3 separate regions of the Mus musculus genome follow, and regions 1 and 3 are each linked to region 2. The links are chromatin loops, found by intact Hi-C in ENCODE. Cell type or tissue: left cerebral cortex. All regions are shown on one strand. Links, peaks and the distances in the headings refer to the core of each region. The heading gives the core; the rest is flanking DNA.

What was found. A loop is a pair of places that touch in the nucleus more often than their neighbours do. Peaks named below come from ENCODE experiments on the same cell type or tissue, not always from the same donor. Only the 100,000 strongest peaks of a DNase experiment are listed, where the experiment ranks them.
Region 1: it touches region 2 in a loop (2.4-fold over the local background); 2 of 42 quality-filtered maps call a loop at or near these places.
Region 3: a loop joins it to region 2, with 6 times the contacts of the local background. A loop is called at or near these places in 6 of 42 quality-filtered maps.

Annotation. Positions count from the first base shown.
Region 1 is chr5:112,271,671-112,282,052 of GRCm38, forward strand. Tpst2 (protein-tyrosine sulfotransferase 2) reads left to right here and starts at 5,075. Exons shown (of 7, transcript NM_009419.5): 1 at 5,075-5,101. In left cerebral cortex, for the core only: a CTCF peak has its summit at 5,101; DNase peaks (open chromatin) are centred at 4,873 and 5,584; H3K4me3 peaks cover 2,148 bases; H3K27ac peaks cover 1,484 bases.
Region 2 is chr5:112,221,936-112,232,317 of GRCm38, forward strand. Miat (myocardial infarction associated transcript (non-protein coding)) reads right to left here and starts at 7,013. Exons shown (of 7, transcript NR_033657.1): 1 at 6,674-7,013; 2 at 6,366-6,421; 3 at 6,120-6,279; 4 at 2,273-2,421. In left cerebral cortex, for the core only: no CTCF peak of the experiment used is centred there; DNase peaks (open chromatin) are centred at 5,667, 6,000, 6,140 and 6,917; H3K4me3 peaks cover 3,525 bases; H3K27ac peaks cover 2,361 bases.
Region 3 is chr5:112,315,556-112,325,937 of GRCm38, forward strand. No RefSeq gene overlaps it. Among named protein-coding and RNA genes, the nearest start is that of Tfip11, 5.6 kb to the right of the region's middle. In left cerebral cortex, for the core only: no CTCF peak of the experiment used is centred there; DNase peaks (open chromatin) are centred at 5,017, 5,633 and 6,929; H3K27ac peaks cover 2,130 bases.

The DNA of each region.
Region 1 (10,382 bases), core at 2,181-7,180, 48 kb after region 2:
GCCTCTTCCTCTTCTGTGATTCTCTCCTTCTACCTGACAAAGTGGCTAACATCTTGGGCAAGAAGACAGGCTTGTTTGTGAATCAGGATTGCGGGCCTGGCCTGCGCTTCTGTTGGACCCTGGGAGGTGTCCTGTAAATGGCTTCCTTCTGGGTCTTACTCCCCCCTCGAAGTAACATGACTGTCCCTCCAAACCCAAGATTCTAAAGCTATGGTTCTTGGCAACTCATCACTAATCTCCCAGATCTGATTCTAAGGGCAAGCTTCCGGGAGATCCCCACCCTGAGCTGGTGAATTCCTACCATCATTTCTGTCTTCCTCCCTAGTTCTCCACACTCGACCTCCTATGATGTATGAGTGCAGATCTTTTCATCTGTTTCCCTTTTGATATTATAGTCCAGGCTGGCTTTGCATTTTTTGGGTAGCCAAGGATTATTTTTAACTTTTGATCCTCCTGCCTCCACCTCCTGAGTGGAGGGATTGAAGATGTGCTATCTCGAAGCAGAGCCCTACAGTCATGAGCCTTAAGGACTTGACTGGCACACTCTCTTAGCTCCAAGGTCCTGCTGATAGCAGGATAGCACATACAAAAGAGAAAGGAGATTCCCATGGAATTGACTCAACGGCTTGCTGGGTGGTTGGTCGCTCGGAATTTTGCTCCGCAGTTGTTAAAAGGATGAGTTTGATCTTATTTACGCGATGGTGGTTATTACTCATGAGTCCTAGAAAAAGACTAACAGATGCTAGAGGCACATCTCAGTTGGTCGATGCTTGCCTGGCCTGCTTGGATCCCTGGGTTTGATTCCCTCACAGAAAATACTGGGTGTGGTACCACATGCCTATAATCACAACAATTGGGAAGTGGAGGCAGGAGGATCGTATATTCAAAGTTATCTTCTGCTATATAAGGAGTTGGAGTCAGCCTGGGCCTCGTGAGACTGGGGAGAGAGAAAGGGGGAAGGGAGGGAGGGGGAGAGAAGGGGAAGAGAGGGAGAGAAGGACAGAAAATTAGAATTCAGCAGCTTGATTCATTTTCAAATTCCTTCCTAGTTGCTCTCAGCTCAGTGATATCTGTATTTTCTCCAGGGTACTGACAGGTGAAAAAAAATTGGGCAAATTAGCATCCTTGAGATTAGATACATACACTTGCCCAAACAAACACAAAAACCCAGGAGGGATTAACAGTCAGTATTTTTTTTTATTGTTTGGCTAGCAAATTTACAAGCATATAAGACAATCTCTAAGAAAAACAAAGCGTACAAAAGACTCTAAGCAAAGTAAACACTGCAGAAGGAAAGAAAACTCACTTGGCCAGGGTGAGCAGAGTAAGCCTACAGGCTGACCTTGTCAGCCCTGCCCTGCCTGGGTCCTGACTCTGCCCTGTCCTGGAAATGTGAGGCGCTGACCACCTGGGGAAGAACTTCAGAGCTGATGCATGAGAAACCACCATGTGTTTTGAAACTGAAACCCAGTTTCAACCACAACTCAAAACATGACTTGGGGGTGACTCTAAAGGAAAGCAGAGGCTTGTGACTACAAGGCCCACCTTTCTAGAAGCTTCTCCAGAAGCCCTGGAGTCCTGTACCTCACACTGGTCTTACAACTGCAATTCAGCTGAGCCCCTAACCCCCGACTAGATCCAAGATCTTGAATCTTTGATCCAAGTGTTTGGGAAGACAAAGTGTCTCTCTGATGGAGCGCTCTTTCCATGGTGACAGGGGTAACCCACGTCTTCCAGGCTTGAGTACCTGGGCTGCTTGCCCAGTAGAAAGGACTAGCCCTAGAAGTGTTCAAGGTCATCGACCACAACCCAGACAGCATCAGGCACCGAAGGGCATGCAGCAACTGAGTTTAAGAGAGAGACATGGTCCTGTGGTGTCCAGGGAGGCTCTGAAGAGGTGAGCATCTGAGTCTGGTGATGGTGGTGTGTGTCTAATCCTTGGGAAGCAGAGGCAGAATGACCATGAGTTCAAGACCAACCTGTGCTACATAGTGAGACTGTTTAAAATAATAATAATAATAATAATAATAATAATAATAATAATAATAAAAGTATTGGAGAGGCAGACCAGTCACCAAAGCACTTGCATGAAGCATGCAGACTTGAGTTCAGTGCCTAGAAGTCATGTGAAAATGTGGGTGTTGTAGGCTGTGCTGGTAGCTTCTAGCCAATGAGACACCTTGTCTCAAAGGAGGCCACTAGGATTCTAGAACATAGCACTTCAGGTTGCTCTGGGACACACACACACACACACACACACACACACAGAGGACAAAAACAGATATGACCACTTTGTTTGGAGCCATGTTGCCATGGTAGCCAGTCATTTGAGCCAGAGATCAAAGGGTGTTTCCTGAAGCCTAACCATCCAAAAAGAAATGGTAACCGAACAAGCTTCTTGACAGAGAAGGAACCCACTGCCTGCTGCCTGCTGCTGCCAGAGCACTGGGGGGGTGGGGGGGTGGGGTGTGTGTGTGTGTGTGTGAGAGAGACCTGAATTTACATTAGCTAGCTGTAGACCTCAAACCACATTTCCTGACTGAGCCTCTGTTTTCCTCATCTGTAGAATGAGTGTGATAATAAGAAACCTCAGAAGGCTATTGGAAAGAGTGAGCAAGCAATGGAAATTATTTAGAAAAAACAAAAACAAACAAACAAAAAAACCCAAACAAACAGATAGAACAAACTCAGTGCTTCTGGGGATGGACTCTAGGGCCCTGAGAGTATCCATCTGGTTCTACCTCTCAGCCACATCCCCAGCCCCCGAATGCTCTTCTGGATAGCTTCAGGTACAGCAAGAATCTGAAGAAGGCATAGCCATTGATTTATAGCATCACTATAACCTGGGGCAGGGGGTTGGGAGATGGGATGGAGCAGGGGAGGGTCGGTGCTAGGAAGAGTTTAGAATTTCGTGCTTGGTGCTACATCGCTATCCCATGCTTCTGACAAGCATGCTCTGGAGACCCCCTAAGCCGCCATGCCTTGTGAACCTGCTTAAGGAAGCAGGCCGGAAGGCTGATGAAGGAGATGCCCATCCCAGAAGGTCCCAGGCCAGGGACATTGATGACTGGTTCACCCACCTGCCTTCAAAGTCACATTAGATTCCCAGGCTGATCCACAAGGGGGTCAGGGGGTGTCCTATCGATCCAGGAGGTGACAGATTAAGATCTGCGTGTTTGCTAATCTGGGTGGGTGACTGAGAGCATGCTCATTCCAGCTGTCCCATCAGATCTGCCTCTCCTGCCTTCCTAGCATCTGTGGAAGCAGAATCCTTCCTCTGCATCCTTTGCCTACCCTGGGATGCTTAACCACCCCTGGGATGAGCCAAAGCCCTTACCTGCTTGTTCCTCCCTAAAAGCACCCCAAGGGGGTCTCTACAGAAATCTTATCTAGCCATACTCTTCCCTGATGAACATGGACCCTGTCTCCATTTCAGCAGGATCCTGTGGAGATAGATGCCTTTCCACAGTGCACAGGAGCCAGGCCACATCCTCCCCTTCCACCACATCCTGCCTACCTGTCTTCAAGCAAGGCCCCAGGCTGACCTCCTCCTTTCTGGATCCTGCCCCCCCCCCCCCCCCGGGCCCTGCTGTGACTAATGTTCTTTTCATGACTAGTTGCACAGGCCACCCTGCCTGTGCTTTGGGTCATGAGGTAAGCACCTCATTTTTTCCTCCCTGGACTAGTTTTGGAACCTACTCTTGCCTGGCCAGTTCCAGACCCTGCTGGGAAGGCTTGTTGAGGGGAATCCAGCTTACTTGTGGAATCATAAAGCTCAGAGAAAGCCCTCAGCGGAGCAGAAGTCCCCTTCAGGCAGACCTTGCTCTTTGATCTTTCTTCACCCATAAATAGTATAAAACTCCCAGAGCTGTGTCGTTAGTCACAAAAAAAAAAAAAAAATCTCAAATATGCACTCAGTAAATGCTATGTTGTGTGGTTTCATTTTTGGTAACTGGCTTCACCAAGACGGGGACTTTGTCAGCCCAGCATCTCCCACAGGGCAGGCACTGTTTTATAGACTACATGAATGAATGAATGAATGAATGAATGAATGACAAACACATATCTGTGTGCCTTGCTTTGTCTGGCCTGTAGAGATATTTGTGTTAGTTGTAACTAGTATAAAAATGAATTTCATTTAGTTTTGTACAGGTTTGGGGTATACGGTTTCACAACACCCTGGAAGGTCAAAGGATTTGTTTGGGTGGGAGGGGTACGTCCTTGTATGATGTGGGTCCCTCATCGAACTCATGTCGTCAGACTTAGAGGCAGGCGCTCTTACCCACTAAGCCATCTCGCAAACACCAGGATTTTATTTTCAATATTTATTTTTATTACTGTGTGTCAAGGCACACGTGTGGAGGTCGGAGACAACTTTGTGGAGCCGGTTCTACTCTTCCATCTCTGCACGGGTTTCGGGGATTGCAAGCGTCTTTACCAAACGAGCCATCTAATGTATTTTAAAATGGTAAAACACACCACAACTCGTGCGCGCGCGCGCGCGCTGTAAACAGAGGCTATAGAGGACGCAGCGAGAGGCTAGCCTACACCTTCTCCTTTGCTCTGCACACCTTGGGCTGGCTCCTTTCTGGGACCCAATCCTGTACCTATAGTGCACACCCCTGCGCTGACGGACAGCCATCCCGCTCAGCGTCTGAACGCCAGCTTGTGGCTGCGCCCTCAAGGATGCCGTGCAGAGGAGGAACGCCCTGCGTAGTTAAAGGAGCCAGAGCAGCAAGCTCTAACGGCAGGGGCTCCGCCCCCGGGGAGGAGATGAGGGCGGGGCAACGCTGGAAGGGGCGGGCTCTCTTGGCCACACCCCTTGCGTCATGGCGCTAGAGGGGAAGCTAGGGGAGGGGGAGTGGCGGAGGCCGTGCGTGTGGGCAGGGCCTATCTGGGTCCCGCCCCCAACCCTCTGGGCAAGCCTGGAGTGTCGCGGCTCTAGCGATAGACGTTGGGGGCGTGGTCAAGCACTAGGCGACAGGGGCGTGATCACGAGTGGCTCCGCCCCTTGCGTCACGACACGCGGCCCCGCCCCTCGCGGCGCCTCCCTGGCGGCCGGCAGGGAGCCGGAGTCTGCGCGGGCGCCGATTTGGGCACGGTAGGTGGCAGCGGCCTCGGCCAGTACCAGGTCAGGGCTGCGTGGCGCGGTCCGGACGGTGGGCGGCGCGGACAGGCCTGGTCGCCGCGGGAGGACGCGCGTGGCCTGGAGCCCCACCCGCGCGGCGCCGCGGGGAAGTTAACTTGCGGAGGTCGCGGCCCACGGTGGTTCTTAAGAACGCGTAGACCTCTCTTGCTCTGCCCTGTTTTGCTTGCTTCCTGCTTCACACGTGGGAAACTGAGGCCTGGGGTCACGTGCCCGGGCGCTGGGACTCACAGCTAGGACGGGGCAGAAACTCTCCCGCGGGGTTTTGTGCGCGCGAGCGAGCGTGTGACCCTCCCCCCTCCCCCCAGAGGTGGCTGCCCCTGTACCCACTGCTCCCGGTGTTCATACTGTTCCTTGCCCTCCCCAACCCCTTGTTTCTTTCATTCTAGCAGGGATGCCCGATGGTTAGTTAGGCCCAGCTTCTGCATTGGGGCAGATCGGGCTGGGAGGCTCCGGCTTAGTATTGGGGACATGCCCTTTCTCCAGCCTCTGTTTCCGGACATACAGAACTGGGTTTGTTTCGTTACCCTGAAGAAGCTGTTAAGTTATTTGTGAACCGCTGTACCCGCCTTGCCTCGCCTTGGGCTCATTCCATTTACCATATCTTGTTTTAAAAACCGTATCTAAGGATTTTTTTTTTTGTAACACTTTTTCTGAAGGTCTGATCCACTAACCATATAAATCTTCTTTTGGAAGTAAACTTTAGGTGGTTGGTGGGTTTTAGGATGCTCACATTACGCACTGATCCTCGTCTACTTTTAGAACATTTGTACATCCCCCAAAGCAGCAGTCCCTAACCCTCAACTCCCAAACCTCTTTCCCCAGACCCCGGCTCACCTTCATCTACACTACTATCTGTCTATGGATTTCTCTGCTCTGGGTGGTTCTGTGTATGGTTCCTCATGTGCATAGTATTTCCTAGTGTGGATATTGTGTGTGTGTGTGTGTGTGTGTGTGTGTAGTCCATTGGTTTGTAGATGGACAGTGGGTTGATGTTCCTTTATGGCTGTGATTAGTATTGTTGCTGGGAATACACACACTGTATTTCTCTTTTCAGTTTTGCCTAAATTTCAGGATCCCTTTAAAGTTTAACCTATTGAGGAGCTGCCAAACTCCCAAAGTGCCTTACCACTTTACTGCCTCTGGAATGTGATGGTTATGATGATATTTGTGACCAAGTCTTATCTACCTCAAGCTGACCTTGAACCCCAGACTCTCCGGTTTCAGCCCCGGAGTGCTGGAATTAGAGGCTTGTGCCACTTGCCTGGCTTGAGGTTTCCCATAAATTCTGAATATGTTTCGTTTCTTCTGAAACATCAGCGTCTTCCTGGCTTCAATGCATTTGTTATAAATGATTTCCTAGTTCATTAGTGCTCTGAGGGGTACCCTGCATGTCATCCGGGCGGTTCCTGGGACCTGCTAGTAAGCAGCAGTGGTGAGCAGATTTGTGGTTGACAGCTTCAGTACCTGTTGGGGTTAGGGCCTGGACCTGCCCACCCTCTTCCTGTGCTGGGGGAGGTAAGGTTATAAAAGAGAGTCACTGTGCTTCCCACAGTGAGGGGGGGGGTGCGCGTTCATGTGTGCATGTGTGTGTGTGTGTGTGCAAGCTCCGTCGAGAAAGTGTGTATTGAGACAGGGTCTCCTGTGACTCGGGCTGGCCTTCACGTCACTATGGAACTGAAGATGACCTTTAGCCTCTGTTCCTCCTGCCTCCACTTCCTGAGTGCTATACAGGTGTGCATCGTGACACCTTCTGCATTCAGTGCTGGGGTGGAACCCAGAGCCTCCGGCAAGCTAGGAGATCGAGCTTCCAATAGAACTGAACTCCTTTTATAATTATTGTGGGTGGTGTGTGTGTCTGTGCACGTGTAGGGTCTGGGGAGGCCGGCAGTTGATGTAGGATGCCTTTCTCTGTCGAGCCTCATCTTGTTTTTTGAGGCACAGTCTCTTGCTTAACCCAGAACTTGCCATTTTGCCTAGAATGGCCGGCCAGGGAGCCTCTGGGACTAATTTATAACTCCAACTCGGGGATTGCAGGCACACGCTGCTGAACTCAGATTTTTTTTTTTTTCTTTTTGAAACAAGACCATACTGTGTAGCCTTTGGTTGACCTGCATCTGACAGATATCCACGTGCCTCCTAACTGCTGGAATCAAAGCTGTGTACCACCACACCCAGCCTTTTCCAGGCATGCAGAGACCCAGTCTCTGTTCCGCAGGCTAGCCTAGCATGATCTCTTACCCAGTGAACTATTTCCATAGCCTTGAGCTACGTTCTTGAAGGGAGTCCGATTTCTGAACGTCAGTCCAGGCTTCTGGTAGTTACCTGTTGCAGGGTTTAAAACAGCATTGCCCTACAGGTCCTGCATGGTGTCATCTGGCTGTGGCTGGTGACAGAACTGGGGAAACAGAGCCCCCGGCACTTAGTGTAGCTCCACCGTTCTCCACAAGTTCCTTGGTGAAGAAAGTAGTCTAGGAATCAAGGGAGCTCCCTGGGCCTCGAGTCCCTGCTGGGGAATGAACGTACATCCTCAGAGCTCAGTATGGCATCTTGAGCTCCAGAAAGCCTCCAGGGCATTGTGGGTGTATTTGTAGCTAGACTGTGAGTCGTGTGGCTTCATAAGTGTATCTTTCGAGAGCTCAGGTACGGTTTGGGTGGCTTTGACGTGCCAAGCGACCTCGCAGAAGTTCCCCTGAGAGGAAGTCTGTACTTGCCCCGTACCGTCCATGTCTTGCTGCCTGCCCAGTGTCAGACATACCGCAGAGGTCTGGGATGCCCCTCTCCCCCATCCCAAGCCGCGGGCTGAGGAGGAATTATGGGCACATGAGTCATTTGAAATAGCTGAAGGGCTGGGCCAAGCTGGAGAAATTGCAGTGGAGGACAAGGGGGAACAGACATTATTGCTGGAGAGATGGCAGCTGGTGGCCCGGCTGCCAAGTGGATGCTCTCATTTGCCAGGCTCTTGACCTAGGCTGGCTTGTGGGAGAAAGATGGCAAGGTCAGAGAGCTGGCACCACCTCTCTTAGTATCACCGGCTCTGCTTGGAAGCCAGGCCTGGAGCTGTTGCTGCTTCTTGCTACCCCTGGGCTGAGTTTGCAGAGTACAAGTAGCTGCTACCTCCTGGGGATAGGAGGGGGCATGATGTCATCAGCAGTCCAGTTTGCCCTTTGCAAACCTCAGTGATTACAAACCTGGCTGAACAGTGCAAGGCCCACTGAGTGCCAGCCATTGGCCTAGATGCTTACAGCCCTTAACTCGGTTCTCCTGACGGCAGAGGAGGCACAGAGCACAGAGGCCTCAGTGGTTGCTGCTGTCGGGACTATAGGGTCATGCAGCTGCCAGGTTGGAGACAGATTTGAGGCCAAGGCTATCCTCATCGGTTACGGACCTTCCTCTCTCATTTCCCTTGGTAAGGCCCGGCACATGAGCCCCTGGGCTCAGTGGTTACAAGTATTAGCCACTCTTGTGCACATTTGTATCTGCCTATCTCACTTCCTCCTGAATGGCAGGGTGGACAGACACAGGGTTCTCGCCTTGTGAAGTCCTGGAGGCTTGCAAGCCCCAGTTCCCTCCGGATGGCTGTGGTATTGGGCAAGGCGCTTCCCCTTCTGGGCCTGTTCTTCCTGCTAGAGAAGGGATTCACTGCCTGCGGGTTTTGTTTAGCTCCCTGGTGATGTGGCTGTTCTAGGTTGGCCAGCTGGCTTTGAACCTAGGATTTCTATGCATGCTGGACAGGCTCTCTCCCATTGAACTACAACGGAGGTCTACTCCTGGTTCATTTTGAGATGAGGTCTTACTAAGCTGCCTAAACTGGCCTAGAACTCTCTCTGTAGTCCAGGCTGGCTTTGAACTTTCAGTCTTCCTGCGTCAGCCTCCTAGGAATTAGGACAACAGGCCTGTGTCACTGAGCCTGGCTGCTATTCTGGTTTTAATTGAACTGGCATTCAGACATTTGTAGAGGAAACTTACAGTTCCAAACTGAATTCCTGAGGCTCCGGGCAGGTGTCTTGGGCTGTCCTGATCCCTATCACCCCCAAACTGACCCCAGTGTTACATTCAGGACTGGCCCCAGGAGTCTGACTTGGTGTAGAAAAAGCTTCAGGGTTTTGAGGGCAGCCGTGGGCCTTCCTTGTGTTTGGAAACCATCCCTATTGCTTAGCGCCTTTTAAATCTACTTTATCCTCCTTGGCGTTCTTCACATGCATCGTCACACATTCCTCGGATGTCTGTGGAACATCTCACAATCCCCAAGTCACAGAGAACCTTCACAACCTTAGGTTCAGGTCTGGCCTAAGCCGGTATGAAACAGCAGAGGCCAGCCGCAGCCCGCCTATGTCTCAGCAGGTGAACTGCAGGTTCTGGGATGCGTGAGTCTGAACCACCGGCTGCAGGGACAGATCCCCCCCCCCCCCCCCCTGCTCTGCCCTCAATAGTGACATAACCTCGTATTTCCCAAACTCTGAGGCTGGCAGTGTGTCAGCCACCAAAAGCCACTCAAGCTTGATGTAGGCTATTGGTAGAGGCAGCTGGAATACGTGGGGCCTCCAGTTGTACACAGTTGCCTCCATGACGGGCCAGAAGACACTGAACACTCGGTAGCTGTGTCTGCCCTGAGGGCACATTGCAGCTCCCTAGGAAGAGGCTGCTACCAGATCCAAAAGCAGCAAGAGCCTCTTGTTCTGGGGACCTGGGAAGCTGGATGCTTGATGTCACTATGCCCCACCCCCATGCTGCTTTCTAAAGAATGCATTTGAAACAATTATGGCCTAGACTTAAGAGTCAGGTCCTGCCCCACACCTTGTCCTGGGAGCAGAGTCATACAGGGCCAGGGACACACCGTGCTCGCTGACCACCTCTTGTCTCTGGCTGCTGCATCACAACTGAATACAAATGTATTCCCCTATCTTTTCTTCTCTGGTTTTCAATTACTCGGCGAGCTGGAAGTATTAAGTGGAAATTTCTAGAAACAGGCCATTCTAAGAGGTGTGATGAAACTTACCCTGCGGGCTGGGACTTGGCTGGTCTCCTGTATCCACAGTGTATATGCTGCCTGCCCTGTTACTCTCTGTCTGCTGTGACAGAGGACGTGGTCAGTATTTCAGAAGGCTTTTGTAACTTAACATTACTAAGTCACTTCCCCAAACATGTTACTCTCCTGCTGGCCCTATTTTATTAATCAGATCCTGTCACTGATGTGTGTATAGGAAAAGCCTGGTATGTATGAGGGAACTGTGCC
Region 2 (10,382 bases), core at 3,661-8,660:
CAGTGGAGGTTTCCAGGGAACCCTAGTTCCAGAGTCAGGCTGATTCAGTCTCATAGTGTAGAGAGAAAGCTGTGGGTTTGGGAGCAATAAAAACTAGGGTGAGGCTGTGGCTCTCCAACCCCACAGGCACATCACCTGTGACTCTGAGCCGTTATTCTGGAAACTTAGCCAATTAATTGGTGACTTGAATCCAGAAACCCAGGCCCGTGTCTTAGACAGGGTTTCTATTCCTACATAAAACATCATGACCAAGAAGCAAGTTGGGGAGGAAAGGGTTTATTCAGCTTACACTTCCACATTGCTGTTCATCACCAAAGGAAGTCAGGACAGGAACTCACACAGGGCAGAAACCTGGAGGCAGGAGCTGATGCAGAGGCCATGGAGGGGTGCTGCTTACTGGCTTGCTCTTCATGGCTTGCTCAGCCTGTTTTTTTTTTGTTTTGTTTTGTTTTTTGTTTTTTTGGTTTTTCAAGACAGGGTTTCTCTGTTTAGCCCTGCCTGGCTGTCCTGGAACTCACTCTGTAGACCTGGCTGGTGGAACTCAGAGATCCGCCTACCTCTGCCTCCCAAGTGCTGGGATTAAAAGCGTGCACCACCACTGCCGGGCTCAGCTCAGCTCAGCTTGCTTTCTTATAGAACTCAGTACCACCAGCCCAGGGATGGCTCCACCCACAATGGGCTAGGACCTCCCCCATTGATCACTAATTGAGAAAATGCCTTACAGCTGGATCTCATGGAGGCATTTCCTCAACAGAGTCTCCTTTCTCTGTGACAACTCCAGCTTGTGTCAAGGTGACACACAAAACCAGCCAGTGCAGCCCCTCAGCAGAAACACAGGCTGCGTTTATACTCAGCCATCATACAACCCTGATGGAGACACACCCCAGGTAGGAAATATGGGTCAAATTAAAATCCCAAAGGAACAGATGAGATGTACCACCACACAGTGGCATCAACTGGGCTGTAAAAAGGATCTGGTGATTGACAGACCCTGGACAAACCACACAGGCCGTGCTAAGAAAAGCCAGACCCAGAACTGGGTGTGGTGGTGCACTTCTGGAATCCCAGCTTTAGGGAGGTTGAGACAGGAGGGTCATGAGTTCAAGGCCAGCCTGGATTGAATGGTGAGATTGCTATTCTCTCTCTCTCTCTCTCTCTCTCTCTCTCTCTCTCTCTCTCTCTCCCCTAAGAAGATGAGTAGTGGGTGTGGCCAAAGTTTATACAAAATGTCCAGAAAAGGACAATGAGGAGTAATACAAAGTATCTTATGGGTCACCTTGGCTTGGTGTGGAATAGGAATGGATTCCCAGGCTTGGGCAATCTCATGGGAGCAATTGACATGCAACAATGTCATTAAACAGAACTGCAGGGCCTGGTGACTGTAATCAAAATCTCTGGGCTGTACCCTTGAAACAGGAGTGTGGCACTGTGTTTAAGCTGTACAAGAAAGGGCTGGGTTACTGAGAAAGAGCAGGACCAAGGGGCACACTCCTGATCTACAGCGGGGTCACAGCCACTGGCCATCTGAAGGCTGAGCCTAGGAGGGGACCCATAGGCAAGAGACACTCAGGCATTTCTTTTGCTTTTGGGTTGTTTTTAAACTTTTAAACACGTTTATGAGTATGAGTGTTTTGCCTGCATGTATGTCTGTGTACCCTGTGTGTTCAGTGTCTAAGAAGGTCAGAAGAGGGAGGGAGGGTCAGATCTCCTGAAAATGAAGTTAGAGACAGTGGCAAGCCACCATCTGGGTGCTACAAATCAAACCCAGATCCTCTGCAAAAGCAGCCGGTGCTCTGAATCACTGAGCCATCCCTCTAGCCCCTGGTTTTTGACTTCTTACTGTTTGTCTATTGCTTGCTTGTTTTGAGACAGAGCCTCAAATAGCCTGGGCTGGCTTCAAGCTCACAATGTAGCCAGGGTTAACTTTGAACTTCTGGGATTGCAGGCTGGAGGTACCACATCCGGCTCCTGTTGTGCTGGGGCTTAAAACCCCAGGCTTTCTGAATGCTCGGTGAACACTCTACCTGTGCCAAGCACATTATTTTGTACCCTAATTTAAAAAACAAGCTAATCACACATCTGTGGGGATTGTTTTCTACAAAAAATATGTATGCATGATGAAAAGACCAGAGCTAGGAAGCTCATGGTCAGAAGCTGTGAGGACTGTGGACCTGGCTGGTGGCTCTGCCCCACCCCCCAAAAGCCAAGACCAGGAGCCCCTTTGGAAACTTGGGCAAAAGACTAACACCCATGAGACATAGATCTCTCCTACCTTGAGGCTCAGAAGGCTCAGTCCCTGTGTTGAGACAGAGCCAACTTGGTAACAATGTTGGCCTCCACCGCCCGGCTCCCTGCTTTGCCCCCAGGTACCACTGAGACAGATCAGCCATGTCCGTGTGATGAGAACAGACGGAATTCCAGCTATCACAGAGAGAAAGACAGGAATGAAAGGTGGGTATCCAGGACCAGCCAAACCTTGGCATCACCACAACAGAGCTCCTCAGAGAGCCCTGAGAAGGGCACAGGCACGGAGCCCAGAGAAACCCATCATGACTTTGCACCTTGGATTTGTCTTTCTTTTTTGAGACAGGGTCCTACTGTGTAGCCCAAGCTGGCCTCTAACTCAGACTCCCCTCAAACTTGAGGTGGTCCTTTCTCAGTCTCCCAAGTGCTGAGCTGAGCCTCAGTCCCCTGTCCATGGAATGAGTGTGGCATTGTTTTCACTATGAGTGTTACGTGAGGTGACAGGACAGGCCATCAACACTCATACCATCGACTAGGTGGTGTGGTGGTTGACTATACAGCACACTCACACCGCCCAAGAAATCACATGATTCCATTCTTGTAACAGTGAAGAGCTGCCAGGGAGATGGCGGAGGGCTCCTCTTGAGGTCCCTGGAGTTGCTCTTTCTGCCCGACCTGGGGATAAAATCTCTGCTCACGTCTCGGAGGCAGACAAGAGCCGCTGGCACAAACTGTTTCAGGAGGCTCTGGTGCTCAGAGCTCCAGAACCCCCAGGAATGCAAGTGTCAAGATCGGCAGGGCACTTGAGCACTCGGGCAGGAGACAGAGCACAGAAGAGGACACATTGGGGCCAGAGAAAAGCAAAAGGCAGGAGAAGGGAAGCCAGCTAAAACCATCTGGGTTGTGGTCCCCATTCTATAGAGGAAACTGGGGCTCTGGATACAGAAGGGGGATGAGAAAGACCCACAGACGCTGCAGACATCCGAACATTTAACGTGCGTCAGGGTCAGCTTACTGCAGCTGCATTCATAGCCCCCAAACGACTCGTTAAGTCCCTTTTAAGGGACAGGTGGCACTTTAAGGGACAGGTGGCAGCGTGTCACTCAGAGGAACAGGTTAGATCCAGGTTTGAAACCTGACTACGGTCTAAATTGATGGATGTGACCTTTGTCTCTATTTTCTCGCCCCATTGATATCTAAGTGCAAGGTTTTTTTTTTTCTTTTTTCCCTCTTAGAGGGAGAGAGAGAGAGAGAGAGAGAGAGAGAGAGAGAGAGAGAGAGAGAGAGAGAAAGGATCCCGTGTAGCCCAGACTGGCCTAGAACTTGCTAGGATGACTGTGAACTCCTCCACCCAGCTCCCAGCTTTGCACAATTTATCTTCCTTACACCGGGATAAGCTGGGGTTTGTTTTTATTGTCTCCTATGCCTCAGGGACACATGGTCAAAACTCTCATTCCCCTTGGCTCCTCCAGAGGGGCCACCTGGCACCAAGAGGAAGAGGGGACACCTGCCCCATCAGTGCAGAAAAGAATGAGAGACAGATGTCACCCTCAGCCAGCTGGTGCCTCAGAACCCTGACTATTGTTTCTCAGAGGGACAAATGAGCCAGGCCTCAAAAGCGGGGGTGAGGGTCCCCTGGGAACAGAGGCCTGAGCCGCAAGCTATTCACCGGCCCATTGAACCTGCACAAAAGGCCGGGTGCCCCAGAGGCGTACTGTCCCAACAGCAGAAGGTCACCCAGAAGGGTAGCACTGTCCAGAGGCACACAGCCAGACTAAGACAGGTACCACACGAGTGAGCTGGCCCAGCAAGTGTGTTACAGGGTCTGCCCTCAATAAGGTGGCTGACCCTGGTTCACAGCCAACAGCCCTCCACCCCCAAGAACATGGCCCCACTCTACAGCTGAAGAAACTGAGGCTGGAAAGAGCCTGACTTTGATATGGCAGGTAGGATTGACACAGAGACCTATGCTCTCAGCCCTCTCTCTCTCTACCACAACTCCAATGAGTAAATTTGAGGAGGTTTTGGTGTGGGCTGGGCCAGGGGAAAGCAATCTACCACAGAATAGGTTGATGGGGCGGGGGGCGGAGGAGGCAGCAGGAGGGAAGTCTCCCGTGAAGCCCTACCACCACAGTGAGCCTAGCGCTTTGTGAAAATTTAGTTTTCTCTTATTTCTGTCTTTTCCAAAGCTGCACAATTCTTGCTCTTATTAAATTTAGGAAGGTGGATTTCAAGGGGGGGAAATGTACCAAAATTATAAATTTTAAAAATTGAGGTAGAGTGCCATGATGTAGCCCAGGTTGGCCTTAAATGTATAATCCTTACCCAGGTACAGTGGGTGATTATAAGCATTCTTTTAATCCCAGTGCTTAGAAGGCAGATGCAGAACTCTGTGAGTTCCAGGCCATCCTGGAAACATAGTAAGATCCTACCAAAAAACAAAACAAAACAAAACAAAACAACAAAAAACTCCTGTCTCAGCTTCCCAAGTGTTGATGTCATCTCAAGATGACAGGGGTGAGCAGCCAGCCTAGCTTTTGCATGGTCTCCCTCCTTCCCTATATTCATCCCTTCTGCCCTCTTTCTCCCTCTCTCTTTTTGTTTCTTACACAGGGCCTCACTATACAGCCCTGACTGCCTTAAAACGCACTTTGGTAGCCTAGGCTATTCTCAATCTTGCCATCCTCCTGCCTCACACCACCAAACCCTGAGACTGCAAGGACCATGCCTGACCAACACTCATTTTTCTATGGATGTTAAAAGAGATTGTCTTCAACCGACTGGAAAAGCTCTTTGGGACGCTGAAAATGTCAAATGTACACCAACACACACACACACACACACACACACACACACACACACACACACCGTTATGGGGTGAGAAGATGGTAGGCTAAATTTTCTGCAAGGTCAGCGTAGGGCAGACCTCAGACCCATTCTCAACCGCAAAGGATATAAAAAGACAGATTTAGGGTGTGCAGAAGTTAAAGTTGTTAACCCAGAATTCTTTCAATAGGGTAGGGTGAGTTCAGTGTTTTCTCACAGCATGGAGCAGATGGGGTAGCGCCAGGAACCCATTTGCCCCGCTTCTGAAGCTGGGGTTGGGGGCAGTTCTCTGGCCCAGGGGACACCCTCCCCCCAACCCCCATTCCACCCCCAATCCCCGCTCCAGGATCAGGAGCGATTCTGAGCACCTCCAGATGTGCAGCCCCGCCCTAGATGTGCTGACGCAGCGCGGGGCCACGTGGCGGGACATTGGCTCACTTGAGGGGAGCCCCGGGAGTGTGGGGTTACTCATCCTTGCCCGTCGCACTCCACACCCGGAGACGCCTCCTGGAAAGAGCGCTCTGGGGAGGCAGCAAGGCTGCGCCCAGCTCAGCGCAACGCTGGCGCCGAGAAAAACAAACCGGCTTCCAGCTTCCAGCAAGTTCTCTCTCTGCCCTCGATCCCTTAGCCCCTCCCTGCAGCAGGTGGGGGCGTTTTCCTGGCGCGACTCCTCTCCGCAGTGGGGTGTGAGCGCCAGCGATCCCCGACGCCTGGAGGCCTGTGCTCGGGAGACTGGGACGAGAGTGGGGAGGCAGGGGTCCCCGGAATCCCTCTGTCCAAGAAATAATCTCGTTCGCGTCCTAGATGAAAGAGGTCTAGACCTTTCCCTCTCAAACCCCCAGCTTCTGCAGAGAGTAGTGTCTCAGAGCCCAGGAGGGTTGAGAAACCGAGCTAGTGAGTTCTAGGGTCACCCCCACACCGTTTTAGAGATGCCATGTGGGCTTCAGAGTCCGTCGTGTCAAACTCAAAAATCTTTGGCTGAGTGACCTTGGACAGGCCGCTAAACCTCTCTGGACCTCCTTTTTCTCGTCTTTAAAATGGGTTCTTACCACCTCGCAGGACTGTTGTGCCAAAGCAGTGACTCCCCAAGGATATGCAAACAGCATCCAGAGCGACGTCGCGATGAGAGTGCAGAGATGCCCTGGGTTTGAGGCTGCGCTGGACGCCCCAGGTCTGGGATAAGGCCCATAAGTGGAGGAATGGTAAGGGCTGGGCGTGTGGAGGAAGGGAGTCAGAGAAACCACCCGCTACCCCACCCTCCATGCCTGGGCGCAGTCCCTATCCCAGAGAGTTACCTGCTAACCTTGTGGGTTGGTGTTGTACCGGAGTCCCCACGCCCATGTGCATCTAGCTGTGGGGGAAGGGAAGGGTCTTTGTTCCCCCTCAGACCGTGACTACCAGACCCTGAGCATCCTCTGTGTTTCCATCCCCATGGTCCATCCACTGGACCCTCACATCTGGTCATTGCGGGTTTGGAGCCCCGTCACCCACTCAGCGCGGGCCACCATTGCCCTGGGACTGTGGGACACCCCACCCCCACCCCGTTGCCCTCCCGAGGATCAGGTGCGCACGGCGGGGAGTGAGAATGGCGACCCCGGCTTACCTCGGCTCCTCCTCGCTCCTGCGGCTGGAGTGCAAAGGGCTCTTTGTGCCCAGCTCTTAACAGAACTGGGGGAGTCCTCCCAAGCGCCTCCCCTCGCAAACTCCTCCCCGCTCTGGTCCGCAGCCTCCCTCCCTACGGCCCCCCAGCGCAACCGGCGTCGTCTTCGCGTTTACTGCAGCGCCCATGAAATTTTAATGCAGGAGCGGCTGGCGGGCGGAGTTGCCGCACCCGGCCTCGGGCGTGGGGGTGGGGTGGGGCACACGAACAAGCACCCATCTTGCGGACCAGGACTCAAGCAAAGAGATGTGGGGTGCACATCTCTCCCGCGCCTCACAAAGGGGCTACTGCGAGCCTCAGCCTCAGCATCCCCCCCCTGCGGCGCTGCCATAGCAACGCTGGCCAGTGGAGAGGCGCGCGACGGTCGGAGGCGCGATCGCGGACCTGGCGCCTAAGCGAGAAGCACTGCCTAGAATCCCAGAAGAGGACCCGGTATCCGTGCTTGGCTCTCAGGGCCGGGGCGTGGTTGCCGAGGAACTCTGTTAGGAAGAGTCCTGGTCAGGGCGGCGGCAAGATTCGAACCCAAGTCTGTGGCAGAGGTCTCTAATTTTGGCATCTGCTCTGCCTGCACTCCTTGGCACCATCACGAGCTTTACAGGGATGCTAAAGAGTCGCTAAAAACCTTGGTTCTGTGATGCTCCAGACCAGCGCCATCCACACCTTTGAGACCATGATGTAATTGTCATCTTCTAAGCCCCAATATAGTGCCGCTGGATCAAAACTTGTGAAATGGGACCACCAGTGCCTCTTCCAGTTGAGGAACCCCTGTGCTAGAACATTCCACCTACTAGTCCTCAGCTTAAATTTCAGCTCGGATCACGCCCTTGACCAGATGTGGCCGTATGGGCATGGGTGTTTCCCCAAACTGGTTCTCTATTCTCTTCCAGTCAGCGGGTTAAGTAGGGGAGAGGCACCCAGCATAAGATGGCCCTTGGGCCCCAAGCTGTTCTCTTCAATAAGCTAGCTCACCTTTTGGGATTTTGTTTGTTTTGTTTTGTTTGTTTGTTAAACTTTTTTTTTTCTTTTTTCCCCCTTCCCTTTCTCCCTCTTGCTCTGGCTCGGCTCCTTCCGGCCCCTGCTCTTTCCAGCCCATAGGTTTTTTTTTTTTTTTATTTGTTTCTCATTACAGATGGTTGTGAGCCACCATGTGGTCGCTGGGATTTGAACTCAGGACCTCTGGAAGACCAGTCAGTGCTCTTAACCACTGAGCCATCTCACAAACCCACCTTTCATTTCTTTTTTTTTTTAAATAAATTAAAACACTTATTTAGTATGATTGGGTGGGCACGCCGTCCACAGTGGGCCTCAGAGGACAACAGAATGGGCTCTCTCACCTCCCACCATGTAAATCCAGGGGGTGGAACTCAGTTGAGGTCAAGCTTGCCAGCATGAGATCTCCCTGGCATGCCCTCACTGCTCACATACAGAGGTGGGGAGGAGGAGGAGGGGGGAGAGGAGGGGACGGGGAGGGCTGCACACAGCCTCCGTGAGGGACCCATGTGAGATTTGAACTCATGCTTCCAGGTTCTGTCATCTTCACATCCTTCTCTCGATGATTCACATGTCCAATGTGCCAGCTGGAGGCCAACAACACAGGATAACTGGGAGCACCAACACTGCCTCGGATACTTCCCTGTCAGGGATGCTCCTCTCACACAGGCTGGTTAGAAAGCCAAGTGCTTGGTCCCGATTCCTAGAACAGAGCAGCTGACCTTGGCTTCCCCTCCTGACCTGCCCAAGATACAAGCCAAAAGGTCACAGAGCTCGGCAGTGAACTGGGACGGAGCACATTGGTGGCCTCGTTCTTCTCTGAGAATTCCAAACCATTCATATCAGCTACTCATCTCCTTGCTATAATGGAAGACCGGACAAGACCAACTTAAGAAAGGAAGGGTTTATTTGGGTGGTCTGAGAGTGCAGTCCAGCATGGTAGAAAAGGTATGGCTACAGAAATATGGGGTAGTTTGTCACTCTGCATCTGCAGTCAGGCACTCAGGGCTCAACTCACTTTCCTCTTTTTAGTCAGTCCCAGTACCCAGCCCACAGGATGGAGCTGCCCACATACAGGGTGGGTCTTCCCTCCTCAGTTGAACCTTTCTGGAAACATCGTCACAGGCACATCCAGAGGTGTGTCTCCCAGGTGACTCCAAATCCAAACAAGCTGACCCTGACCATGAAGATGAGCTATCAGCCATCTTTCTCCTACCATGTTCTTGAATCCTCTACCAGTACAGTTTTCAAAATCTCTCTAGGGAAAAGACTGAAGGCAGGTGCCTTACTTCTGCACCCATCTTAGTTCTTTCAAATATCAGCAGTGTCTGGAAACATGAGTAGGGTGGAGAACAACAGTGCACACCATTATGGGAGGCTGTGGGCTCCATGTGGCATAGATTGCTCAGCACTGATAGACTCTAAGTGAGATGGAAACGGAATGATGTAAGAATGATGTAAGAAAGGGGTGGATCCAATGTCCAGATGATGTAAGAAGAGGCAGGCCCAATGTCCAGATGACATAAGAAGGGTTGGATCCAATGTTCAAGTGATATAAGAAAGGGGCGGATCCAATGTCCAAAAGAAGGGAGCAGGCTCAATGACCAGATGATGGAAAGAAGGGGGCGGACACAATGTTGCTGATGTAAGGGGGCACACACAACATCAAGCTAATGTAAGAAGGGGGGAACCCAAAGTCCAGCTGATTAAGAAGAGAGCGAAGCCAGTGTCCAGCAGACCCCCAAGCCAGTCTAGGGTTGCTTGGATGACCTCTGTCCCTGATTCTCCGTCATGAGTTCATTCTTCTGTGGATCTTTTACCACCTTTTGTTTATTTGCTGAAAACAAAACGGAGTGTAGCATCCTGCGCTGTCCACCCCTCTACATGGCACGTTCTCGCAGCTTCTGTGGGATTGCACACAGCCTGGTAGTGAGGGTGGGAATCCCTCCCACCCCCTCACTCCTCTAACTCTGACCCCTCAGCTCATCACCTGAGTAGGGATGATAAGTGGACATGACCAGCAGCATCACCATGGCTGCCCGCGGATCCCGTCTCCTGGGAGATGTTAATAGACACAGCTACCTTGAGCCCCAAGGGTCCATGAGTAGACACCCCCTTCCCTGCCCAAGGTACTAAGCCATTGTCCCCTGTCTGCCTTTCTTGAAAATGACCCCAGCCAACTCCTGTTGAGTGCTGGTTGTCAGGGCAACAGGAAGAGGCACCATCAGACTTCCACAAGATGCACTTGAGAATAAAGTGGGCACACTAATCTAGACCTGTACCCTTCCCCTGCCCTGTGTCTTCTATCCCCGCCTCTTCATAAGAGGCACTGTGGGGCACACCTGGCTTGGCCAGTGAGGTCCAGGGAGTCAGGTATCTACCCACTGCCCTTTGGATAAGCTGAAGGAAGCGTCCATATGCCTAGACTCCTTACTGGCCCCAGGCACAGACCAAGAGAAAGCCAGGAGCAGGGAGTCACAGGGTTCTGTGACAAAGAACATCCCCCACAGGGACAGTGGATTGTCCCCAGCACTGCCAAGTTTCCCCACTATGTGTCCATCCTGAGCCAAGAAGACCAGGAGCTTAGTGAAGGTGGCTCTACTTAGCACTTGCCCCCCTGGCACATGAGGGCCGCAGCAGACAAACCTCCGCCTACTGGGAC
Region 3 (10,382 bases), core at 2,376-7,375, 92 kb after region 2:
TGAATGACAACAAGGACGAGCGGGGTCAGACAGCCGGCTTTCTTTGAAGATGAAGCAAGCCGACTTGACAGATCATATCCACCAGCCCCTCGAAGCATGTGGCCTGAGGCTGGCTCTGCCCTCTGAAGGGTTTGGCCTGGGGCTCCCTTCTTACATGGTTTTTCTTGCAGACCTTGTAGACACTTCTCTGAGGGAAAATGTACCAGACGATCTCTCTGGAAATGCCAAAGACCCATTTTCTTTTAGTCCCGGGCCTGCTGGGTGGTCTCTAGATGCTCTGTAACCAGCTGGGCCAAGAACAACTTCATAAGAGCTCAGAAGCTTTGCCTGGCTTCCTGGGAGCAGCCATGAGGCTTAGGGAGGCCATGGCTTGCAGAGTCCTTGGGGTATAGATTTTAGAGGCAGACTGATTTTGTGTTGCTCCCATGCCTGACATAAGCAACGGCAGATTTATGTTGGCCCATAGTTCCCATCGTGGCAGGACGCATGCAACAGACTTCAAGTCACAGTGGGCAGTGAAGCTAGAAAGGGAGTCCCAGGGCTCAACTGGTCGCCCTTCCTCTTGAGTCTGACCCCCAGCTGTGGGATGCTGCTGCCCACATGCAGGGCTAGTCTCTATTTTATAGCTCGCCTGAGTGTGTCTGAAAAAGTCCCTGCAGACATCCAGAGCTCTGGTCAGGCGATCTCCCAGGTGCCTCTACACTCAACCTCAGGCAATTACTAACAACGATCAAGGGTGACAGGGCCGATGTTCCTGTGTCACAGCGTCTGACTCTTCTTCCAACTAGTGAGAGGTAGCCAGGCCTCTGAGGTGTGTTGGCACACATGTACTACATACTATGTGTAGAGATCAGAAGACAGCTTGTGGGAGTCTTCACCACGTGCAGAGCCAGGGACTGAATTCAGGTAGTCAGACTCGGCAGCAAGCACCTTTGCCTGTGGCTTCTGAGATTTTTCTGTTCGTTCAGTGACATCCACAGTTAGCCTGGCGTGCCTCCTTTCACATGACCCCTGCCCTGCTGATACCAGGCATTCCTGGCTTTCATGTATATTTGCATACACATCCATGAAGCCTGCCCCTGCAGCCTCTGTTGGGCATTTACAGGATCAGCCAAGTGTGACTAATACCTAAGAAAACTGTTGACTGCTCGGCCTGCTTCTGGTCAGGTGAGCCAAGCACGGTGTACCATATTGAAAGCCAGGCTAGACAATCTGAAACCCTGTCTTGAAAAGTTTATATCTTTTTAATGTTTAATTCTGTGTATGGGTTTGTGGGCTCTGGCATGTGTGGGATACACACAGCCACACATGGCTTTACATGGGTGCAGAGGTTCCAAACTCATCCTTCATACACGAGAGTATGTTTTCCACAATGTTCTACTATATGAAGCATTGTTAAGTCATGGAGAGGAGATTCAAAGTACAAAGGCCAGGGAGGGTTTGATCCCTGGGATCCATGAAAAGTTGAAAGAAGACTCTACCCTGCTGTGCTCTGATCTCCACACACGTTAGAAGTAAAAGAGCTTCCATGCATCCTCCTCAAGGTTCACACCCGTGCGCCTGACATCCAGTCACAGGAGGGGTCACAGCAGTGGCTGGGCACCTGCCCGTGGTTACAGAGTTTTTAATCAACTGCTACTGTTATTGTTGACAGCCTGTGCCGTCAGCTCCTCTGGAGAGCTTAGTAATTTCCGTTTTTGAAAGCTAGTGAGAGGGGGTCTGTGGGTAAGATTCCTTCCTGGGGGAGGTGTGAACAGTGCCCCCCCCCATCCTGACAAACCAGGATCCCACCACAGTGCACCCTGGGAACCAAAACATAAGAAGCATGGGGGAGGGGCTACTGGCAGCAGTGTGAGTGCCTCGGAGCAGACAGTGGGAAGTCCTCACACGTATGGATAGTAAGCTTCCCTTAGTCTTTCCTGCCTTTATCCAGCCCCTCCTTGGGGCCCTGGGCCAAGTACAGTTAGGACAAGATCTCAGACAATGCTTGGGAGGGGCCCAGTGACTTCCCACTCTGAGGGAAAGTCCACGGTCAACAAGCCCGGGTATGGTGATCGTGTGAGCATACACAGCTGCTCTCTTGCAGATGGCTGCACTTTGGCTTGGAGACCAGCACCTCACAAGAGACACTTGCCACACAGCAGGGTGATGTTCATCCCAGGAACCCACTTGGTGGAAGAGGAGAACCAGCTAACTCCTTCAAGTTGACCTCTCTCTCTCTCTCTCTCTCTCTCTCTCTCACACACACACACACACACACACACACACACACACACATATACACACACTAGTGCATGCACGTACATGAATGAATACAGCACAGAGGGTGGAGGGAGAGGGAGGAAGGGAGAGAGAGAATAAATTTAAAAGTTAAACAAAATTCTCAAAGCTGGGTATGACACACATCTGCAGTCCTAATACTCAGAGGGTATTAGGCAGGAAGATCACAAGTTCAAGGCCAGCCTTGGCTACATGGTGAGATTCTGTCTGAAAAGGCAAGACAAACCTGGACTGTTGATTCATGACTTTAATCCCAGCACGCAAGGGGGCAGAGACAGATGGATCTCTGAATTTGAGACCAGCCTGGACTACATAGTGGGACTCCAATCTCAAGTTTAATGTGTGTGTGTGTGTTTATATATATTCATTCTTGAGCTGATATTCTTGATTCTTGGGGCTCAGTGATAGTACTTACCTAGTATGCATCAGGTCCTGCCCCTAGCATACACACCAAGCCTTCCTGGGCTACTGCACAGATGACTAGGGAGATCCAATGGTTAATTTTAACTTGCCCCAAACTAGAGTATCGAGTCTCCCCTGCAGAACTGTCCTGGTTGCCTTGGTTGACATGGGAGGACCAATCTTAATTGTGGATGGCACCCTCCGGCAGCCACCAAGTTCTCAAGATCCACGTCTCAATGAAGAGAGATAAGGAAATGAAAATCATCTGCCTTCTGCTCTCATGGCCTCCCCGTCACCGCCATGTTAACTGACATCAGAACCGGAGCCTGGGCTTCCATTGTGGACTGACCAGCAGCTCTCCAGGAGCCTTCCGGAGTATTGGAAGCAGATGAGATGGCGGAGGTAGGTACCGGCTCAGGGACTGGGCGACTGCCGGGTTGTCCGGTCTCAAGTGTGAGACGGTGGTTGTTATTATTGTAACATAAGCTGACTTAGTAAGTAAGTTCTTTTGCTGTATCTATTCATCCTGTTGGCTCCACTCCTCTAGAGAACCCTGACAATGAGTAAGAAGCCCACTCTGTAATCTCCAGGACCTGAGTTTGAATCCCTGGCCCTCACAAATCTGGGCATGGATGTATGTGCCTGTAGTCCCAACCCTGAGGTGGTGGCAGTCCTTGTGCTGGTCACAGTGACACGTGGATCTTGAGAACTTGGTGGCTAGCCAGTCCCACTGACAGAGTGAACTTCAGGTTCAATGAGAACTTACCTCAAGGCAATAATATGGAGAGTACGCATGCTCTCATGGCCTCCCCGTCACCGCCATGTTAACTGACATCAGAACCGGAGCCTGGGCTTCCATTGTGGACTGACCAGCAGCTCTCCAGGAGCCTTCCGGAGTACATGGTCATTTGCACCCACACATCTGTGCATGCATCACACACACACACACACACACACACACACACACACCATATAACACACAATACTAACCCGTCTGTCTTGGTTAGGGTTTTACTGCTGTGAACAGAGACCATGACCATGGCAAGTCTTATAAAGAACATTTAATTGGGGCTGGCTTACAGGTTCAGAGGTTCAGTCCATTATCATCAAGGCAGGAACATGGCAGCATCCATGCAGGCATGGTGCAGGAGGAGCTGAGAGTTCTACATCTTCATCTGAAGGCGGCTAGCAGAAGACTGGCTTCCAGGCAACTAGGGTGAGGATCTTAAAACCCATGTCCACAGTGTGACACACCTACTCCAGAAAGGCCACACCTACTCCAACAGGACCACTCCTCCAACAAGGCCACACCCACTCCAACAAGGCCACATCTACTCCAACAGGGCCACACCTACTCCAACAGAGCTACACCTTCTAATAGTGCCACTCCCTGGGCTGAGCATGAATAAACCACCACGGCCTCTTCCACCTGGGGGCAGTGGCTCACATCTTTGATCCCAGCACTCAGGAGGCAGAGGCAGGGGATCTCTGTGAATTGATGCCAAACCTTAGCTCTAAGCCAGCCAGCCAGGAGACAACATCAAAAACCCCTTCCTATATGTATCCAAAACGGAGCCCCTGTCTCCAAGGATGGACACTCCTAGGGGCACAGGAGGCTCATGGCTTGGCAGCAGAAAACACTCAGATCTTCCCCGTGCCTCCCGCTGGGCTGTGTGCAGAGAGCTATCTTTGTGGCACCTTTGGTTTTGAGTAAAGCTCCGTGGCAGACACTGACAGTCTTGCCTTCCAGAAGTTTCCTCATTCCTAGCCAGAGTGCCCGGAGGCTTCCTGAATACCTAGTAGGTGGTCTCTACACTCATAGCCGAGCTTCCTTACCACATGGCGGTCTAAGATAACCAGGCTTCCCATAGTGTCCAGGCTTCCCTGAACAGATGTTTCAGCAGAGGGCATTAGATCCCATTACAAGATGGTTGTGAGCCACCATGTGGTCACTGGGAATCGAACTCAGGACCTCTGGAAGAGGAGTCAGTGCTCTTAACCACTGAGCCATCTCTCCAGCCCTGGCAATTTCTCAAAATGAGCCTGCAGTCTTCTGCTTCAGTTTACCTGAAGTCCTCCCTCCGTGAAGAGATAGAAGAAAACACAGAGTGGGGAGGGGAGAGTCACTTATAGAGGGGCAGGCAGACAGACACGGGGCAACCCCTCAGACACGCTCATCATAAGAAATGCACTGACTAGGCAGAGACTGCAGGTCGTTCCTTTGGTACTGCCCACTAGTTGTTGAACTAGTTCTTGTTGGCCTGGAACTGGCCCAGGAGGCTAGATCGGCTGGTAAGCAAGCCTGAGGGACTCAGCTGTCTCTGCCTACCCAGGGCTGAGATTAAATGTGCCTGCCTTCACCCCACTCTGTAGACCAGGCTGGCTTCCAACTCAGAGATCTGCCTGCCTGTCTCCCAATCGCTGGGACTTAAAGTGAGCACCACCACACCTGGCTTAGGTCCTCAGGCTTTGAGGCAAACTTTTACCTATCCAGCTACTTCCCCAGCACACCTGTGTGCTTTAAGGTTTTTTTTCTAAATATTTTTATTTTTATATGCATGGCTGTTTTGCCCACATGCATGTCTGCGGACCCACACGCATACCTGGTGCTCAGGGAGGCAGAAGAGGGCAGTGGAGCTGCCTCTGGAACTGGACTTCCAGACAGTTGTAAGCCACTGTGTGGGTGCTGGGAACCGAACCCAGGTCCTGGGCAAGAGAAATAAGTGCTGCTGTAAGTGCTGAGCTGTGTCTCCAGCCCCTCCCCCACACCACGGGTGCCTCTGAGAGTCCTGGCTTTGAAGATCTCATCAGGCAAGCCAGCTCTCTATAGCACAGGGCCTCCTGAGAGACAAACCGTGCGCAGAGCATTTTAAGGGAAAACAGGTTTGCTGATCTCAGCCCATCTGGGTTTCCAATCCTGCCAAGTTCAGTACATCGTGTCTATTTTTGTAACAGACTTCAGAATAGGAACGGGACCTGTGCCACGGCATAATGTCACCACTGTCCTAAGAAAAAGTACATGTGCTAGACTTTAAATATATCAGCCTTAAAATTGCCACCTAAGGATTGTTTCTATGGTACCAGCCTATTTAAAGTTGTAACTGAGCCAGGCTCCCCACACCCAACACCATCTTTTGAGTGGATGCAGAAACTGCACGGGGAGTGGTCAGGAGCATGGGTAGTGGGGTGGCAATGGAAGCACTCTGTGTTATCTTAGAGAAGAAAGTGGATATCTTGAAGCTGATCTCCTGCATTGCTGGGTTCAGGCCTGGTTCTGTTCTTCAACTTGCTGCACACTGCAAACATTTGCCCTCTTCCATGGATGGGGGCGGGAGGGATGAACCATGAGTGTCTGAGGGCCCTGTCATACTCCTGATGAGCCTTGTTGTTTATAACCCCCATCTGAGACAGCTACAAGTGTGAGTACCTCCCTGGGAATCTAGACACAGGTCTGGATGTCCCTAAGTTCCAAGGCTAGCATTCGAACTGAGACATCTTTGGGCAGGGGTTGGTTCCAGACAGCGTTTTAGGCAACAGGCTGTGAAACCCTAGCTGTCCTGAAACTCACTCTGTAGACCAGGCTGGTCTCAAGCTCAGAGATCCTCTTGCCTTTGCCTGCCAAGTGCTGGGATTAAAGGCATGTGACGCTTCCATCCGACCTTGAACTGAGAAACCTTGATGAGAAAAGGGCATAGCAACAACCTTTGAGGTTGGGGGCCTTCCATGTAGAGTGAAGTCGCTGGCTTAAGTTCCAGGGTCTCATATCCATCCAATCTCCTGTCACTTCTCAGAAAGAAAGAAAGAAAGAAAGAAAGAAAGAAAGAAAGAAAGAAAGAAGAAAGAAGAAAGGAAGGAGGGAGGAGGGAGGGAGGAGGGAGGGAGGGAGGGAGGGAGGGAGGGAGGAAGGAAGGAAGGAAGGAAGGAAGGAAGGAAGGAAGGAAGGAAGGAAGGAAGGAGGGAAGGAAGGAAAAAACTAGCTGTGATGGCTATGGCTTTTCTCGGTTGTCAACTTGACTGTGTCTAGAATGAACTACAATCCAGAAATCGGGGGGGGGGGAACACCTGTGATCCCCATCTTGAGGCAGGAAGACAACATGCCTTCCATCTGGATCTTGAGACTGGAAGACCATGCTTTTGATGCAGATCTTGAGGTGGGATGACACACGCTCTTATTCGGGATCAGCACACACCTTCAGTCTGGGCCACACCTTCTGCTGGAGGCCTATAAAAGGACAATGGAGGAAGGAGAATTCATTCTTTGTCTGCTTACACTCCCTTTGCCCACACATCCATTGGACTCCCTACTTCTTCAGGATTCCAGCGTATAGAGCAGACCAGCTGAGACACTCAGCCTTGTGGTACTGAGCAGCTACTAGACTCTTTCCATTCACAGCTGCCCAACGATGTTGGGTTAGTTGGACTGCAGCCTGTAAGTCATCCCAATTAATTCCATATCTATAATATATATATTATATCCCAATACACTAGCCTTGGGATTTGAGGATAGCCAGGCTCATGTCTCTGAAATCTCTGCATCCTCAAAAAAGTATAAAGACAGATCCCTATTTCTCCCATGTGGGTTCTGAGTCCTCTACAGGAAACCTTTGCCTTACTGTCTGCCTCTGGTACTGGAACCCTGAACTCTCCTCAGAGCCTCTACCATGCTACTCTCTGTCTGTCCATTAGCTTTTCTAATGAACTTGTTACTAACAAGCGATCTGTTTTGGTGTCCCTCTTAATGTTCCCTGCAAACCCTTCAACCATGTTGCTTAGTATACTGTTTGGGTCCAGCTTCTAGGAACTCAGTACATTTTAAAAGGATTAGTGAATGAATGAATGAATGAATGAATGAATGAATCTACCAGCCAGTTCTAAATATCCTAGTTGGCTTTAGTTGCTAAGTTGACATAGTCATGTGAAAGGGAAGTTTTGATGAATTATCCAGATCAGACTGGCCTGTGGGCATACCTATTCAGAATGGTCTTGATTGTTACTGTTGGCATCTGAAAATCCAAAAGAAATCCAAGACGTCAAAAGACTCCAGCAAAGCAAGATCTTTATTTTACTTAGGGAGCAAAAATTGACCCATCAGGGACAACAGCACAGACTTGGGAGCTGGCTGCATCTTCAAACATCCGTCTTAATAAATCTTGTACTCCGGCTGCTACTGGTCAGTCAGGGCCACAGAACAGACTCAGAACAGACTCGGGAGCTGAACTGCGTCCTCATGCCAGAATGTTACGGAGTTTTAAAGCCCAAGGTCCACAAACATCTGTGCCAAGTGACAGTCAGAACCATTTGTTCATGGTTAGGGACAAATCATTATGCTTGGTGGTATGGAAAAAGAATGAGGAAATTGGCTAGCCAAAGGGAGAGTTCCCCTTAGAGTCTGGGAATCTGAACTTCATTTCACCTTGGGACCAAAATGGAGTCTGAAAACAAAATGGCAGTACTTAGGATAAGCCTCATTTGTTTGATTGTAGCATTACTGGATGCAGGAGGACCCCGTACCATGGCAGATGTTTCTGGGCTGTATAAACACGAGCCTTTGAATGAGCCAGAGCATTCAATAAGCAGCATTCCTCTATGGTTCCTGCCTGAAGTTCCTGTCCAGATTTCTCTCAACCACAGACAGACTCATTAGAGATGCCTCTAGGGCCATGGTTCTCAACCTTCCTAAGGCTGCGACCCTTTAATACAGTTCCTCATGTTGTGGTGACACCCAACCATAAAATTGTTTTTATTGCTACTTCCTCACTGCAATTTTGCTACTGCTACAAATCGTAATGTAAACATTTTTGGAGATAAGAGGCTTGCCAAAGGGATCATGACATGAGCTGAGAACCACTGCTCTAAGTGGGGCCCATGCTTTTGTCTCCTCCCTTAAGGGTTAGCCTAGTGGGGGCAAATCAAGGAACTGCTTAAAGGTGCTCACCTTAAACTAATGTACATTCCCAGAACATCCAGAGTTCTGACGCAGAAGGGTATAACTATTCCTTTTTGTTGTTGTTCTCCTCCTCCTCTTCCTCCTCCTCTCCTCCTTCTCCCTCTCCCTCTCTCTCAACAAGGTCTCATTACTTACCCCTGGATGTCCTGGAAATCTGGGCCAGGTTTCACTGAGATCCAACCACCTCTGCCTCCCCCAGTGCTGAGATTAAAGGTGTGTGTCACCTGCTTTCTTTTCCTTTCTAGTCTTTTCCACTTGGATTCTGGTCACAGCCTAAGTGTGAGAAGTTTTTGTTTGTTTGTTTGTTTGTTTGTTTTGTTTTGATCAAAGATGGCTAGCTTGCCCAAGGTCCAGTATTCCATAGTCCGTGCTCCCAGCCCCATCTTGGGACACTCTTGTAGTTTATGTCAAACCCCAAATACCAGGCATTTTTTGATACTTGCTGGTCATAAGCTTCCTCTTGGTGTGGTTTATGATGTGCCAATCCCATCAGAATGACGCTGAGCTCCTACCAACGGGATGAGTCACCTGATAGCACGATAGCACGTGTGTCAGAATGGAATGGAACGGAACGGAAGTACCCTTGCAGCTTGCGTGTGCTTGTCTGCCAACTTGGGGTCACTGCCTTCCTGGTTTACTTTCACTTGGTTCACACGCAGGGATATTCTTTCCCAACACAAGTATGCTTTCAACTTTCCTGTACTGGGATCCCTTGCTCATGCGCTGAAGGCCCCCTGCCTGCTCGTGGCCGACCTCCACACTGGCTCTCCCACACCACCATGCCTCTTCCCTTCTTCGTTCTCCTCCCGGCAGCTATGAGTTACAACTTGCCTGCCGTTCCCGCCCCCACCCCCAACCCTGGCCCCACTGCCCGCCCTCAGCTCTCTGTATCAGTTCTTAGATGCTTTCATTCACGTGACCATAAAACCCCAAGAAGGGACCCTGATCCCACAGTATCACATTGGCTCTGACGGACTCCCCAAGAGCCTCACTAACAAATCCTCCTGCATGTTTTTTGGTTAGGTTTTATTGCTGTATTGTAAAGACCATACCCAAGAGCAATTTGGGAAGGAAACTGATTTATTTGCTTTACAGATTACAGTCCAAAGACATTTTTAAAAAGAACTGAAGTAGAAGCCACGGAGGGAACGCTGCTTATTGGCTTGCTCCCTGTGCTTACAGCACCCAGGACCACAGGGGGAGGCCCCACCCACAATGGGCTGGGCCGTCCCACATCAATCATGAATCAAGCAAACGACACCAGTCTTGCCTACAGGCCATCCGATGGAAGCACCGAGTCCTTTTCCTAGATATCTCTAGTGTGTATCAAGCTGACAGGGGAAAACAAAAATAAGTCCAGCCAACAACAAAACCCACCAGGACCCAGCCTTTTAGGGTATTAGAGAAAACAAATTAGTTTCAGAACCAGAGATGGCACCAGACTATGTATAGATTTGTAAGATGTGTAAAAAGATGACATATGCTCTTTGTGGGTCGCGTTGGCACACGCCTTTAAGGCCAGCACTCAGGAGGCAGAGGCAGGCAGATCTCCCGAGTTCGAGGCTAACCTGGTCTACACAATGAGTTCCAGGACAGTCAGGGCTACACAGAGAAACCCTGTCTTTCTTTCTTTCTTTTTTTTGGGGGTGGGGGGTTTCGAGACAGGGTTTCTCTGTGTAGCCCTGGTTGTCCTGGAACTCACTTTGTATGTAGACCAGGCTGGCCTCGAACTCAGAAATCCACCTGTCTCTGC